Linked DNA regions of Homo sapiens: region 2 is linked to region 1. Evidence: chromatin contacts called from ENCODE Hi-C or POLR2A ChIA-PET data. All regions are on one chromosome and are shown on one strand. Each heading gives the region's core, a stretch centred on a gene start or an enhancer-like site at or near the end of the contact. The rest is flanking DNA. Distances are from core to core; before and after follow the strand shown. Region 1 has its middle 17 kb from the start of IL33. Region 2 overlaps GLDC (glycine decarboxylase).

The links. Hi-C counts contacts between places; a loop is a spot of excess contacts on that map. ChIA-PET counts read pairs that join two places held with the same protein, here RNA polymerase II (POLR2A). Pooled maps may share reads with other maps.
Region 2: a map with no recorded cell type shows a loop between it and region 1 (1.9-fold over the local background). The contact joins two enhancer-like sites. A Hi-C loop is called at or near these places in 1 of 37 single-sample maps with no recorded cell type and 1 of 50 pooled maps. POLR2A ChIA-PET finds 5 or more read pairs at or near these places in 1 of 52 experiments (activated T-cell).

What each region holds. Positions count from the first base shown.
Region 1 is chr9:6,196,364-6,202,011 of GRCh38, reverse strand. It overlaps the pseudogene GTF3AP1. Among named protein-coding and RNA genes, the nearest start is that of IL33, 17 kb to the left of the region's middle. Within about 2 kb of position 3,596, at least 2 of the 41 ENCODE cell types and tissues checked have a DNase peak (open chromatin) inside an H3K27ac peak, as active enhancers do.
Region 2 is chr9:6,528,071-6,533,845 of GRCh38, reverse strand. GLDC (glycine decarboxylase) reads left to right here. Exons shown (of 25, transcript NM_000170.3): 25 at 686-1,379. The coding sequence ends at 829. Among named protein-coding and RNA genes, the nearest start is that of GLDC, 110 kb to the left of the region's middle. Within about 2 kb of position 3,450, at least 2 of the 41 ENCODE cell types and tissues checked have a DNase peak (open chromatin) inside an H3K27ac peak, as active enhancers do.

The DNA of each region.
Region 1 (5,648 bases), core at 2,347-4,846:
AGAGACAGGGTTTTGCAATGTTTCCTAAGCTAATTGTCTCAAGTGATCTTCCTGCCTTGTACTCCTAAAGTGTTGGGATTATGGGCATGAGCCACCACCTCTAGGCTTCAATACAATTAAAATATTTGTGATTCAATGACACTATCAAGATAGTGAAAATACAGCGTACAGGATGGAAGGAAATATTTGCAAATCATATATCTAATAAGGATCTAATATGCAGAATATGTAAAGAACTCTTATAACTCAAAACCAAAAAGGTAACCGAATTTTAAAATGGGCAAAAGCTTTCAATGGGGATTTCTCCAAAGAAGATATACAAATGGCTAACAAGCACATGAAAACATGTTCAGTGTCATCAGTCATTGGGGAAATGCCAATCAAAACCACAGTGAAATGCTACTTTTCACCCACTAGGATGCATGTAATTTTTTTTTAAAAAAAAAGGAAAAATAACTATTGTTGAGTATGTGGAGAATATGAAACAGCTTTTACAAAAATGTCCACTTAAAAGTAATTTTTTAAAATTGAGGTAAAATTCACATGATATAAAATTAACCAATTTAAAATGTACAATTCAGTAGCATTTAGTACATTCACAATATTGTGTAACATTACCTGTGTCTAGTTCCAAACAGTTTCATCACCCCAAAAGGAAATCTTGTATGCATAAAGCATCCATTCCCCATTTTCCCTTACCTCTAGCCCCTGGCAACCATCAATTTGCTTTTTATTTCTGTGGACTGTCTTTTCTGGATATTTCATATAAATGGAATCATACATTATGTGATATTTTGTGTCTGGCTTCTTTCACTTAGCATAATGTTTTTATTCATGTTGTAGCAAGTATCAGTACCTTATTCCTTTTTATGTCTCAACAATATTCTGTTATGTCAATATACCACATTCTATTTATTTATTCATAAGTTGGTGAACATTTTAATTGATTCCACCATCTGGCTATTGTGAATGGCATTACTGTAAACATTTAGGTACAAGTTTTCATTTAAATACCTGATTTCAATTCTTCGAGTATATACTTTGGGATGGAATTGCTGGGCCATATGGTAATACCATGTGTAACTTTTTGAGGAACCGCCAAACTGTTTTATGTAGTGGCTGCACCATTTTACACTCCCAACAGAATATATGAGGGTTGCTGTTTCAAACAAACCATGTTCTCTGGTCACAAGGCAATTAAGCTAGTCCTTACAATAAAAAGATTATGATAAAACACCATTAATTTGAAAAATCCAGGTCAGGAAAGAAGTCTAGTATTTTAGGACCATTACACCAGGGTGATTATTTCATAAGAAGTCAGGTCACAATCGAGATGATAAAGATCTATGTTCTTCACATAGACCAGACCAGCTAGTAGGAAGAAAAGAGACATTCTTTCATTAATAAGTTGTGTTTGCCTTCTTGTGAAGAAACTTTCGTGGAAAGAGACTGAGCTGAAATCGAAGCACCACCATTTCCTTCCTCCCCCTTTGAAAGGGACCAGAGTTTCCTCGTGGAGGACACTGAGCGGAAGCCAGAGCAGATCCCCTAGTGACAGGCATACGAAGTCTCAGGTGACGACAGGTTGCAAGATTCTGGATGACTTAGGGCTGAAATCTACATTGTATTGTGGAGAGGTAAGGATGGTATGTCTTGAGGAAGGGAACAGGGACACCAGGAAGTGATACATAGTGAGAGTTCTGTGAGGGGAAGATGATGGGATTGAGAAGAAGGGGGAGAGAGAGAGGAGCTGAGGGATAGAAGGAAGACATTCTAGAATGCCTACCATCCCCACATGGTATGAAGAGTGAGTTACGTGCTCCACAGCCAATTCTGAAAAATTTTACTTAACACTTTTTTTTTTAGAACACGTATTTAACCCTTTAGAAAAATAATCAGTGGGTCCTCCATTAGAGGTTTGCTCATTAGCATCCAGTATATAAACATGAAAATCTCTGGAAAATGTAGTCTACCTGTGCTCCTCATGCCCCTTGTTCAGTGATCACTGGACAGATCCCAACGCGCTGTATTGTGGATTTATGGGTGAAGAGAAGTGCTGGGCAGCAGACAACTGCCCTTCCTGGGAGATCATCAAGCCAATGTTTGATTTTACTCTCAACCTGTTTGCTAGTTCATTCTTTCTTTGATAAGAGATGTAGCTAGAAAGGAAAGTGCTGCCTGTCAATTGAATGGTGCCAGGATTTAGAACTGTCTAGTCTGCTATACACCAATAAGCCTCGTTTTTGTTTGTTTTGTGGAAATCACAGAGGCCAAGTTCCCTCTCTGTTTCCATCCCTGGTGCCTAGAAAAGTAATCCATAAGCTGCACTAATTGAGAAATAGCAGGTACAGTACTCCCTGCTTATTTGCAGTTTCACTTTCTGCAGTTAACAGTGGTCTGAAAATATTACAGTATTTTGAGAATGAGAGAGAGACCACATTCATATAAATTTGATTACAGTATTTTGTTATAACTATTCTATTTTATTAGTTATTATTAATCTCTTACTGTGCCTAATTTATAAACTAAACTTTATCAAAGGTATGTATGTATGGGGGGAAACAGTATAATATAGAGGGTTTGGTACTATCCATGGTTTCAGGCATCCACTGGGGGTCTTGGAATGTAACCCCCATGGATAAGGGGGACTACTATACTTGGCATCAAATGCCCAATCTTTTCTACAGTGAGCTCTCAGGCAAGTCTGGGACAGAAAATATTCTCTCCATGCACTACTACACTTGATTTTGCTCAGTAGTTTTCAGATTTTTCTTAAAAGCACAAACTTACATCAAATAAAATCTCAACACAGAATTCATACATGTCAACATATAGATGCAGAGCTCCTGTAGTCAAAGGAGAAGTAAGGGGAATAAGATCACTATTGCTTAAACTATCCCAGTTGCGGGAGGCCTCGAGATTCTAGGATTCTGCAGAAGAGATTTGAAAACCACCAATCTATAGGAATGTCCTGCATTGGTTCATACCTGAGAAAATTCTAAGAGAAACAGCATGTTCTAAGAGAAACAGCATGTTCTAAGAGAAACAGCCTTCAGTCTTCCCCTCCCAGGAAGTTATGACAGGTGCATATCACAAGCCAGGAGAGAAGATATGTGGGAGCTACACCAAAGAAGTGTTCTTCCTTGGAGTATTGCTGGACTGAGCGTGGTGAGAAATGAGGTGGGAGAAGATAAGTCGAGGATTTGTAGTCTGACTTTGGATACAGCTTCTGTACCAGTCTATGGTCCTTTCTTCCAGATCATCTATTGTTAGGGTGGTTACTTTGGGCAACTTCATCCCCGCCATGGAACACCCCCTACTCCTTTCCACTAGTGTCGTTTTCTCATGCCACTCCCCTATGCAGAGGCATTTCCCACTTGGGCTGCCCCAACTCACGTTATTTTTCCTTTCACGCAAGGCCTTATTGTTTAACTGATTCAGCAGTAAGTTTTACCAACTGTAAGGGATGTTTTATAGAGTCTGCAAATTTCCTTATTTCTAAGGTAAATAGCCTTGAGCAATGTTTACAATCTCAGGAAGAGTGGTTCAGATCAGGAAGAGTGGTTTACAATCTCGGGAAGAGCTAAGCGGATGCTAAGCTACTTGGCACACTCAGTGGTTGCATTCTTTTCATCATCCCAGGAGTGTGCTTTTCAAGGCTCAAGATTTCCTTTACTACCTGAAAACAGGAGAGAGATTTTATTACTTTTCTATTGCTTCCATAATAAATAACCACAAACCTAGTGGCTCAAACTAATACAAATGTATAATCTTACAGGTCAGAGAAGTCCAACACCAGGCTCACCAGACAAAGATCACGGTACTGGCAGGGTTGCATTTCTTTCAAGGATGGTGCTACTTTCTGTAGCCAAGAGTCAAGAAGGAGCAGAGACTGGGCCCAGAGAACACAGCTCTAGGAAGGGGTTGTTAGGCAGCAGCTAAGGATTCAGTACAGGGAATCTGCCAACCACAAAATCCTGGTAAGGAGGAAGCTCAGGAAAGAAAAGCTCTAACCTCAGTGTATGCCCCAAGAATGATTGATCCTTCAGTAGGGGTCCCTGGATGAGAAGACAGACATATGCAACAGACCTGTGGTGTCACCACACCTGCAGCTGAGCCACACAGCCACAGATGTACCACCTACCCCGAGCCCTTATGTAACGTGAAATAGGAAGTGATATTTATCGTAATAATCTGAGGTTGTTGGCCATGAAGCATCACTTAGTGAAAGCTCACTAAATCCCACCACCTTGACTGAGAGAAAGTTTGCCCAGTGGAGCAGCCTAGAAAGTCAGCCTCTGTGGTCATAAAGCAGGGTTGTGGGAGGTGGAGAGTGGGCCTGGAGGGGTGCACAGAGGCATCCAGCCAAAAGGCCAGGGGTTTCCTTTTTTAGGCTACTGCCCTCAGCAGTCATGTCTCTCTGAGGGCCAGGAATCTAGACTGAATTGAAGCTGGCGACATAATCCCTGGGTCACTCATGTCTTTCTAGAGTGACACTGCCTCCTGGAGGAAATCCCTGATGGTGCCTCATTTTTATTTCTTTTTTTTTTTTACATCCTCCGTGTCCAGTACCTGCTCATAGGAGACACAGTAAAGATATAGGTGTTGACCAAGTGCACATGGAAAACACATTGTTGTTCTGCATCAGTGATTTTAATTAAAAAATACGCCTCTGAAAGAAAGAAAGCTCACTGGTTTGTAGTCCTTTAAACAAAGTAATGTGATATTTAGTTGAGGTTTAAGTTATTGCACCACGTCTCTAGTACAGTTCAGTGTCTTTCTATTTTTAGACAAAGGTAAACCTTATTTTTGTTTCCTTTCAGAAGGGGTATATCCACTGAGACCAGAGGCCAAACTCCCTTTGTACTTTTCTTTTTATTTTATTTTTTTTGAGATGGAGTCTTGCTTCATCACCCAGGCTGGAGTGCAATGGCGTGACTGGAATCACTGCAACCTCTGCCTCCCGGATTCAAGCAATTCTCCTGCCTCAGCCTCCCGAGTAGCTGGGACTACAGGCGCACGCCACCATGCCCAGCTAATTTTTCTATTTTTAGTAGAGACGGGGTTTTGCCATATTGCCCAGGCTGGTCTCAAACTCTTAACCTCAATGATCTGCCTGCCTCAGCCTTCCAAAGTGGCATGAGCCATTACACCCCACCGAACTCCGTTTTTCATGAGTTGGTTTTACTCTGAGTTTAATTTTCTTCTTGTTGCAATGGTATGTCTATGTGAGACTTTCATTGCAGACCTTTTGCCACAGCCAGGATGGTCACACACAAATAGGTGCCTTTCCTCATGAAAAGAGAGGATACAGCTCTGTAGATTAAATACAGTCATGTGGGTTCTACCACAGCCTTCTCTTGAACATTGGCAAATATTTCTCTCTGGAGCAAGAGTTTTCATATATTGCTTAAGATAATCTTTGTGTTTAAAAATTTTCTGCCATATTCACATGTTATTTCCTCTATATGGGTTTTTTTTCCTCACATATTTCAGAAGTTCAACCCATGTTTTTGCCACAAAGGAACATCTCTTTTGACATCTAGCCCTCCTGAACCTCCGTGTGTCGTTTCAGCCTGCTGGGTCAGGCAGTATTTCCCACATCCTTTCTGGGTTCATTGGTATGCTGGCACTGATGGATTTTCAGC
Region 2 (5,775 bases), core at 2,201-4,700, 330 kb before region 1:
ACTCTTGTTGTCCAGGCTGGAGTGCAATGGCACCATCTCGGCTCACCACAACCTCTGCCTCCCAGGTTAAAGCGATTCTCCTACCTTAGCCTCCCAAGTAACTGGGATTACAGGCATGTGCCACCATGCCTGGCTAATTTTGCATTTTTAGTAGAGATGGGGTTTCTCCATGTCGATCAGGCTGGTCTCGAACCTCTGACCTCAGCTGATCTGCCTGCCTTGGCCTCCCAAAGTTCTGGGATTAAAGGCACGAGCCACTGCGCCCAGCCGAGAAATTAACTTTTAAATCAACTGAATTGTATGGAAAATGACATAGCAAATAAATTAGACCTATGTTAAAAGAGAAGGTCAGCTAAATATCCAAACTTAAGGATATAATGGGCAGATAAACATAGATTCCAAAGTCTTCTTTAAGCAGTTGAAGTCTTTCAAACACAACTTTGCTATAAACTGGTCCAGATATCAACAGCACATAGGGATGCTTAACAGGGGTGGTGATCAGGGACACGCCTCCTGGGAAATGCCTCTTTTTTTTAAATGGTAATGTAGGGTTGGATTTTAGGTTCTCAGAATATTTGCTGGGCTGATGGTGTCTTAGGTTGTGGGACTAGCATTGCCACCTCCTTTGCCCTAAGAGAAACCTCCCAGAACATCTCACAGCATTTCCATCTTTTGTCCTTTGCAGCCCTTCGTGAAACCAGAGAACAAATTCTGGCCAACGATTGCCCGGATTGATGACATATATGGAGATCAGCACCTGGTTTGTACCTGCCCACCCATGGAAGTTTATGAGTCTCCATTTTCTGAACAAAAGAGGGCGTCTTCTTAGTCCTCTGTCCCTAAGTTTAAAGGACTGATTTGATGCCTCTCCCCAGAGCATTTGATAAGCAAGAAAGATTTCATCTCCCACCCCAGCCTCAAGTAGGAGTTTTATATACTGTGTATATCTCTGTAATCTCTGTCAAGGTAAATGTAAATACAGTAGCTGGAGGGAGTCGAAGCTGATGGTTGGAAGACGGATTTGCTTTGGTATTCTGCTTCCACATGTGCCAGTTGCCTGGATTGGGAGCCATTTTGTGTTTTGCGTAGAAAGTTTTAGGAACTTTAACTTTTAATGTGGCAAGTTTGCAGATGTCATAGAGGCTATCCTGGAGACTTAATAGACATTTTTTTGTTCCAAAAGAGTCCATGTGGACTGTGCCATCTGTGGGAAATCCCAGGGCAAATGTTTACATTTTGTATACCCTGAAGAACTCTTTTTCCTCTAATATGCCTAATCTGTAATCACATTTCTGAGTGTTCTCCTCTTTTTCTGTGTGAGGTTTTTTTTTTTTTAATCTGCATTTATTAGTATTCTAATAAAAGCATCTTGATCGGAAGAATGCCTTTCTCTTGGTGTACTTTATAGTTTTACCACCGTTACAACCTAGATTCAGTGGGAGCTGAAGGGCAATGAGAACACCCAACCCAATAGCCATTGTTACATCATCAGTTTTGCCTTCGACTGGCTGAAGAAACAGTTGTCTTGGTCAACAGTGAAAACCACTTTGACCCTTTTTGTTGGAACTGAGTTAGAGTGCATGTAACTGTACTCCAGCTATGGAAGGTCAATCAAATAGCAATTTATCTTTTCTCATTTAAGTCCAGAGGTAATAAGCCAAGCACTGGTGCTCCTTCAGTTTTCCCGCTCTGCCCTCCTTTGCATAAAATTTTCATCCGCATGGTCTCAAGAAGGCTGTTGCATTTCCAGGCGTCTGACATACCCATTCTAGTTAGGATTAAAAGGGAAGAGCAAAGGCCAGGCGCGGTGGCTCATGCCTGTAATCCCAGCACTTTGGGAGGCTGAGGCGGGAGGATCACCTGAGGTCAGGAGTTGGAGACCAGCCTGGCCAACATGGTGAAACCCCATCTCTACTAAAAATACAAAAAATTAGCCGGGCATGGTGGTGCATACCTGTAGTCCCAGCTACTTGGGAGGCTGAGGTGGGAGAATTGCTTGAACCTGGGAGGCAGAGGTTGCAGTGAGCTGAGATTGCACCACTGCACTCCAGCCTGGGCAACAGAGTGAGACCTTGTCTCAAAAAAAAAAAAAAAAGAAGAGCAAAAGGCAGCTTCCACCCAAATCTGCTTCTTTTGAAATGTTTTCGAATATGTTCCACTCAGTAACTGCTGCAGCTGGCCAAAATTGGTTCAAATCTCACTCCCAGCTACAAGAAAGTGTGGGGAAGTCTGTTACCTGGGCATGTGACTGCCCCAAACAAAATCAGGAGTATGTTAATTTTTAAAAAGGTGGGGAGAATGGGTTTTAGGTTGGCAACTAGCATGCCTGCCACAAATGACTTTGCCTTAGAAGTAGCAAATGCTCTAATCATGACTACTTGGTTTCTTGCATGGCTGCTTCCTCCAACATTACTTAGTATCCCTAGGCTTTAATGCTAGTGATCTGGGTGCTCTATTGAATTATCTGCAAGTATTCCACTTATTTTTATATTTAAAAAGTTTATACAACAATTTACTTTAGCCTAACAAAGCAGTACAGAAGTGATGGGATTCACGGTTCCTTTTTTACACAATAATTAAATGATATCTATTAAATAGTGCATCTCAGGTATCAGGCAATTTTTTTTTTTTTTTTTTTTTTTTTTGAGACAGAGTCTCATTCTTGTCACCCAGGCTGGAGTGCATTGGTGCAATCTCGGCTCACTGCAACCTCTACCTCCCAGGTTCAAGTGATTCTCCTGCCTCAGTCTCCTGAGTAGCTGGGATTACAGGTGCCCACCACGAGGCCCAGCTAATTTGTGTACTTTTAGTAGATACGGGGTTTTGCCATGTTGGCCAGGCTGGTCTCGAACTCCTAACCTCAGGCCTCCAACTCCTGACCTCAGCCTCTCAAAGTGCTGGGATTACAGGCGTGAGTCACCATGCCCAGCTTGGTATTCTTTTAAGTGTTTGAAATACTACCTCATTTGACCCTCACAATGTTCCACTCTTACACATGTGGGGAAGGGTATGAAGAGATGCCTAAAGTCCCACTACCAGCCAGTAAGAGGGAGGGGCAGAATTTGGACCCAGCCTTACTGGCTCCAGTACCTATCAGCCAAAACAGGATACCCTGCTGCCATGGCAACTGCAGACCTGGGGACTCTGCCCTTCCTGAGTTGGAAACCCTGCTTAGTGCAAGCTAGCCATCAGGCCCTGGGACGGCCCCTTCCTAGGAAGGACAAGTGTATGACAGTAAATAATGGAAGCAAACAGCAATTCTTTTCTACTTACTTTACACAGTGTTTGTAGTTGAGTGCCAAGGTTGTTTCCATGGCTATTATCCATTACTTGCCCCCAGAACATAGCAGAGCCAAACATAGGCGATTAAGAGTCAAGTGAATCACTTGTCCTTCACTATTAATTGCTCATGTGTTACCTAACACTTGTGCCAGTCTTTCCCTGCCCCGGATCTTATCCTGAAAGGCACTGCCCCTTGAAGCCCTGTCCCCAGTCACCTTGCTTTACTAGTCATTCTCTGTATTTCATCCTAGCCATTTTCTGTATTTCATCATTTCAAAAATACCTTCTTCATATCCCCATGAAATAGGCTTTCTCTGTTATCTTCTATCTTGCCCCTTGGTTTGTTTCCTCCTGTACCCTGGGCACAACTGGTAATTTTTTTTTTTTTTTTTTTAACAGAGTCTTGCTCTTTTGCCCAGGCTGGAGTGCAGTGGCACGATCTCGGCTCACTGCAAGCTCCACCTGCCGGGTTCACACCATTCTCCTGCCTCAGCCTCCTGAGTTGCTGGGACTACAGGCGCCCACCACCACGCCTGGCTAATTTTTTGTATTTTTAGTAAAGGCGGGTTTCACCATGTTAGCCAGGATGGTCTCGATCTCCTGACCTCGTGATTCGCCCGCCTCGGCCTCCCAAAATGCTGGGATTACAGGCATGAGCCACCGCGCCCGGCCCACAATTAATTTTTTAATGTTCACTCAGTTTTTGTCTCTTTGTTTTGGTCTCTCTAGCAGAGACCGTATTTTACCCATTGTTGGATTCTCAGTGCTGAGCCGGGGCCTTCCAAGTAGTATGTGTTCAACAAATAAAAAGAAATATGGGTCGGGTGTGGTGATTCATGCCTGTAATCCCAGCACTTTGGGAGGCCGAGGCCCGTGGATTGCCTGAACTCAGGAGTTCAAGACCAACCTGGCCAACATGGTGAAACCTCGTCTCTACTAAAAATACAAAACACTAGCCGGACATGGTGGTGTGTGCCTGTAATCCCAGCTACTCAGGAGGCTGAGGCACAAGAATCGCTTGAACCCGGGAGGCAGAGTTTGCAGTGAGCCGAGATCACTCCACTGCACTCCAGCCTGGGTGACAGAGCAAGACTCTGTCTCAAAAAAAAAAAAAAAAAGAAAAAAGAAAAGAAATATGGTGGGCTGGGCACAGTGGCTCACCCCTATCATCTCAGTACTTTGAGAGGCTGAGGTGGGTGGATCACTTGAGGTCAGGAGTTCAAGACCAGCCTGGCCAACATAGAGAAACCCTGTCTCTACTAAAAATATAAAAATTAGCTGAGTGTGGCAGCACGTGCCTGTAATCCCAGCTACTCAGGAGGCTGAGGCAGGAGAATCACTTGAACCTGGGAGGCCGAGGCTGCAGTGAGCTGAGATCGGCCAATGCACTCCAGCCTGGCGACACAGCCAGACTCCATCTCAAAAAAAACAAAAAAACAAAAAACTGAATGATCTCAAAGAGGCGCATTGCCATGGAAACCCATATTTCCAATGTCTGCTGTGAGCAGTTCTGTTAAAGATATGTACAAAATGCCAGAGCTTGAAGATGGGGCCTCTGAAATGGCTTTGTGTAGAGTGTGTCCCCTAAAATTTTTCTGTTTATCATGGAAAAATATACATAATATATATTTGTGTATATATATACATAATATATGTATATATACATAATATATATCATATATACATAATATATACATATACATAATATATATCATGGAAAATATACATAATATACATAATATACAAAATATACATAATATACAAAATATACATAATATATATCATGGAAAAATATACATAATACAAAATGTAGCACTTTAACCATTCTCAGGAACAATGTATGAGTTAAGTACATTCACAATGTTGTGCATGTTTGAGCAGAGGTGGTTTTTTTTAGTCAAGTGAAGCAGCGGGAGTGGAGAGGAGCAGTTTTAAGACTGGGAGCCTGAGGCCATCATGCGCACCCATCCTATGAACTGGGTATCCCCTCTGCATCCTCACAGCCCTGGGCCCTAGCCACTTCCACCTGGGACCCACCACAGGCCACTGAGAGCAATCCTCACCTGGTAGCCTGGTGTGATAAAGAGCAAGAGCCCTGGCCCCATCTGAAAACCCATGAGACCTACGTGCTCCAGGAAACAGCCCAAACCCTGGCCAACGTCTGACCAACAGTTCTGTCGCGAGCCCTGCAAATCACTAAAAGGGCTCACGATTCAGCTTCTAAATTGTTTGTCTCAGATGGATTCATGCACCCCGCAGTGGCACCTAAATCCTTTTTCTAAATGAGGGGCACTAGTTTTGTCATTGGAAACCTGATGCCCCTTATCCAGATAAAGGGTTGCCTCTCAACTTGCATTGTTCACATTTCAGGGAACTTTCCATAACTCTAGGCCTTTAAGGGATAAGGCTGGTCTTAGTTAACCTTGCATCTTTTATGCAAGTCTTACCATTTTAAGAGAAAGCCCCCTTTTCCCTGGCTTTGGCCAGGGATCC